2 separate regions of the Homo sapiens genome follow, and region 2 is linked to region 1. A link is a loop called in an ENCODE intact Hi-C map of the cell type or tissue named here. Cell type or tissue: ovary. All regions are shown on one strand.

Region 1 (2,500 bases):
ACAGAAATGCAAATAAGCCACTATATTGCCCATGAAAGAATGCTGAGACCGGGCGCGGTGGCTCATGCCTGTAATCCCAGCCGAGGCGAGTGGATCACAAGGTCAGGAGATCGAGACCATCCTGGCTAACACGGTGAAACCCCGTCTCTACTAAAAGTACAAAAAATTAGCCGGGCGTCGTGGCGGGCGCCTGTAGTCCCAACTACTCGGGAGGCTGAGGCAGGAGAATGGCGGGAACCCGGGAGGCGGAGCTTGCAGTGAGCAGAGATCGCCCCACTGCACTCCAGCCTGGGCAACAGAGTGAGACTCCGTCTCAAAAAAAAAAAAAAAAAAAAAAAAAAAAGAATGCTGAAAGGAAGACATAGCATCTTGAAGGATGAGAAGGATTTGGCGAGGTGGGAGGTTGGTGGGTCAGAATGTGAAGGAAATAGAACTAGAGTGTACACAGAGAAAGCAGCTTGTAAAGAGATTCGGGTTACAGAGATCACTCGGATGCATCAATGTGGCTAGATATTAGGGAGGGATGAGGGAACTGTAGGAGACAAACCAAAAGCATATTTAATTTAAAGGCAGCAGAAGCATTTAATAAAAAGCATTATTTGCTAGTTATACATTTATTCCAAAGGAAAAGGGAAACTATACAACACGTTAATTTCCAGTATAGGTCTATTTCTGAGTTTCTAATGTGTTATATTGATCAATGCGTTCATATCTAAACAGATGATTAAACAAATCCCCAGAAAAGAAAGGCTCACTGGAACCCATCATGGTTCTTAGGGCATGTTTATAATTCTTTCTGCTAAAATTTCAGGTATAAAATTTGTAAATATGAGACAAACGGCCACTTGATTTTGGTAATAAATTTGACAAGAACTCACACTATCTTAGTAGACAAGATTAAGGCTAGGTAATTATATAGTTGGGTAGATGTATTGTGACTGGACAATTTATTAGAATCAGCCTTTTTGGTATCCATACTTAATCTTTTACCTTGTTGTTTTAATCAATAACTTGGATGAAGACACATGATTATAAATGTTTAAGTCATGCAAGCAATAGATAGTACATTGGAAAATCAGGTTCAAAGAACTGTGTTATGCTCTAAATAACAAGCTAAAATCGGAGATGAAAGTCCAAGATTTTGGTTACAATTTTTGATATGTCAACTAAATGTAATATGAGGATTCTATTTGGATCCTGATTTGACTAAACCAATTCTGAAAATAAATATTTAAGACAATACTGGAAAATTAAATATAGACTTGGCGTTAGATAATACTAACAAAATATTACAAATTTTTAAAGTATGATAGTGGGCCTTTCGGTTACATTTAAAAATAGTTCTTTCCGGGAACAGTGACTCATGCCTATAATCCTAGCATTTTGGGAGGCCAACGCGTTGGATTGCTTTAGCCCAGGCATTTGAGATCAGGCTGGGCAACAAAGTGAGATCTATCTACAAAAAATTTTTTTAAAAATTAGCCAGGTGTAGTGGTTTGCACCTGTACTCCCAGCTACTGAGAAGTCTGAGGCGGGAGGATCCCGTGAGCTCAGGAGTTTAAGATTGCAGTGAGCTAGGATCCTACCACTGCACTTCAGCCTGGGTGACAGAGCAAGACCTTGTCTCAAAAAATGAAATGGTTTTTATCTTCTAGCAATACATGAATATTTACAGGTAAATTATATGACTATGGTATTTGCTTTAAAATAGTACAGGAACAAACAAAAAAACATGGGAGGTAGATGGATGAAATACGTACACACAAAAAAAGATAATGTTGAATCTGAGTGATGGGGATGGTAGGGGAAATTAAGTTCCTGTTCTGGGGGCTGAATACTACCTACCCTTACCTCTGCCTCATGAATGGGATTAGTGTCCTTACAAAAGAGGTTCGAGGGAGCCCTTTTGCCCTTCCCCTTTTGCCTTTCAGCAAGGAGACGCTCACTGTGGATGGTATCCATCCAGAAAAGTGACTAGGCTACTTGCTTTCCAACCTCCTCTTCTCTAGAGGTGCAACCAAACTTCTATTTAGCCTGCCCTGTACAGGCCAGTGGTCTCCAGTTTTGATGATGTGTGTGTGCACATGGAGGTGTTGAGGGAGAAGGAGGGTCAGACAGGGATTAGAGCAGAGAAACAGACCAGTTTCTCATGTAGACTATTGATTACTTCAGCCGTGCAGGACACCTCCTTGTACAGCATGATCTGCTGTCCTGTTGACAAAATTATAAAACAAGCTCCTCCCTCTCTGTATTCTCGTCATGGGGATATTTCATGTGGGCAGTTGCAAGCCTTCTGGGACTACGTCTTTAGAAGTACTTACGCTTAATCCAGGTAACCAGCTGTCAAGGAGCGTACCTATCTGGCTGAATAACTCTCCATTTTATCATCTGTGATGATGTTTCTCAGGAGTCTTTAGGTAAAAGGAGCTACATGCTCATATTAATGTTTTCAAATAATGAGGTACTAATTTTATAAATAAGTGGCTCTGCTTCAGAAAAG
Region 2 (2,500 bases), 850 kb after region 1:
GACATTTGAAGAAATGAGGGTTGTGGTTGTACAAAAGGTCCCATATTATGGATCTGATTGTCCTTTATGGTGGTGGTTTACTTGCTTCTCCATCCCCTGTATTTTCTGCAAACCAGAAGGTAGGTCTAAAGGTCTGATTCGATTTGGAATAGGAATACTCATGAGTGTGGCTGAGAATGTCATGCTTCATCATGCAGTAGGCACATCAAGTTGTCCCACAGTAGTGACACTCAGTCAGAGACTCGAGTGCAGTGCACACTGCCTGGCATCTCTCTTGAAAGCTTTGTTTTCTCTCATGTAATTAGCAGGTAATCTTTCATACATTACAAATATACATAAAGGCCAGGCGTGGTGGCTCACGCCTGTAATCCCAACACTTTGGGAGGCCGAGGTGGGTGGATCACGAGGTCAGGAGTTCGAGACCAGCCTGACCAACATGGTGAAACCCCGTCTCTACTAAAAATACAAAGATTAGCCGGGCGTGGTGGCACGCGCCTGTAATCCCAGCTACTCAGGAGGTTGAGGCAGGAGAATCGCTTGAACCTGGGAGGCGGAGGTTGCAGTGAGCCGAGATTGCACCACTTCACTCCAGCCTGGGCAACAAGAGCAAAACTCCATCTCAAAAAAAAAAAAAAAAAGAAAGACAGACTGAAAACAGATGATGCTTTTCAGGAGATTCCTTTTAAAAGGGAGCAGAGAAATGACCTATTGTTAGAGGGAGAGTGTGAGGTCAGGTGAGGGGTTTTTCAGATGGAAGAAGTTATAGCTTTGTATGCTAATAGAAAGGATCCAATAAATTGACTTTAGAGGAGTAAGATGGGAGAATTGCCACAACAACGCCCTGGAGCAGGCGAGCGGAGTGTCGAGGCTGGCTGACACAGGTGAAGGTACAGTGTCTAGCAACAGAGGCAGATGGGCAAGTGGAGGGAAGAGATTGTTGGAAGTCCTCTTTTGTTTTCTGTTTTTGTTTTTGTTTTTGTTTTTTGTTTTTGAGACAGTCTTGCTCTGTAGCCCAGGCTGGAGTGCAATGGTGAGATCTTGGCTCACTGCTACCTCTGCCTCCCAGGTTCAAGCGATTCTCCTGCCTCAGCTTCTCGAGTAGCTGGGATTACAGGCACCCACCACCACACCTGGCTAATTTTTGTATTTTTAGTAGAGACAGTGTTTCACCATGTTGTCCAGGCTGGTCTCGCACTCCTGACCTCATGATGGGACCGCCTCAGCCTCCCAAAGTGCTGGGATTACAGGCATGAGCCACTGCTCCTGGCCAGAAGTCCTCTTTTGATTGCTTTTGTTCTCAGTGACACAAGAAGCCAGGTCATTACTTAAGAATGGAGATTGAGAGCTGAGTGTGGTGGCTCATGCCTGTAATCCCAGCACTTTGGGAGGCTGAGGTGGGTGGATCACCTGAGGTCAGGAGTTCGAGACCAGCCTGGCCAACATGGTGAAACCCTGTTTCTACAAAAAGTACAAAAATTAGCCGGGAATGGTGGCATGTGCCTGTAATCCCAGCTACTCAGTGGGGGTGGCTGAGGCAGGAGAATCGTTTGAACTCAAGAGGCAGAGGTTGCAGTGAGCCAAGATCATGCCACTGCACTCCAGCCTGGGTGACAGAGTGAGACTCTCTCTCTCCAAAAAAAGAATGGAGCTGTGGAAGGAAGTGCTAGAGGTTCAGGGATTTAAAAAAGAGTTTGCCCCGTGAGTACAGCCAAGTGAGAATGGGCAACAGATCTGAGGGAACATGCAAAGGACTGCTTCCACTGAGAACCATGGAACCCAAGCTGATTCAGGAGGAAAACAGAAACATGCAGAGAAGGGTTTCCAGGGGAAAGAGGATAGGACTCTAGAGGGGTAAAAAGCTGTTGGAGTCCAGGATCAAGGTGCCACCTGGAGAAACCTAGGAAAAGAAGGGATGGTTAAGGAAGTGGATGCCTTGAAACAGATCATGAAGGAGTTGAAATTTTTAGTAATGTTAAAGTCACAGGTCTGAGCGTGGGAGGGAGTGAGTGAGACGGCAGAGGTCAGGGAATTGAAAGCATCATCTATGTGGATGCTGAAATCACCAAAATTATGATAGGGCACTGCTGGAGGGAGTGATGGTGACTCACAAACTCAAACTGTCAAGGGATGAAGGAGGGACGGTGGGGAACACAGTGTGACGATGACAGGAGACTCAAAGGTAGATGCCTGTAGGGAAGGAGAGGTAAGAGTAATCTGGAATGACAGAGAAGAAAAAGAGGCCACTTACTCCATTTCCAGGCCTTGGAGGAGCGGGAGAGAGAATGCTGCCACCATGTAAGAGGGCTATGGGAGAGAACCAGGTTCCAGTTAGAGAACAAGGTGAAGAAATCATTTAGAGAACAGGTTGAGGATGTAGGGGATTATATCGCTGATGCAATATGAATTCCAAGGAGCACAATGAAAGGGTCTCAGGAGTTGAAGGATGGGGCAAAAACAACAATACAGAGGCACGTGGGGTTGCAAGTCAGGAGGGTGCAAT

What was found. Hi-C counts contacts between places; a loop is a spot of excess contacts. Peaks named below come from ENCODE experiments on the same cell type or tissue, not always from the same donor. Only the 100,000 strongest peaks of a DNase experiment are listed, where the experiment ranks them.
Region 2: a loop joins it to region 1, with 2.9 times the contacts of the local background. A loop is called at or near these places in 9 of 110 quality-filtered maps.

What each region holds. Positions count from the first base shown.
Region 1 is chr3:30,923,590-30,926,089 of GRCh38, forward strand. No RefSeq gene overlaps it. Among named protein-coding and RNA genes, the nearest start is that of GADL1, 30 kb to the left of the region's middle. In ovary, no CTCF peak of the experiment used is centred here; no DNase peak of the experiment used is centred here.
Region 2 is chr3:31,773,542-31,776,041 of GRCh38, forward strand. All of the region lies in intron 4 of OSBPL10 (oxysterol binding protein like 10), which reads right to left. Among named protein-coding and RNA genes, the nearest start is that of OSBPL10-AS1, 71 kb to the left of the region's middle. In ovary, no CTCF peak of the experiment used is centred here; no DNase peak of the experiment used is centred here.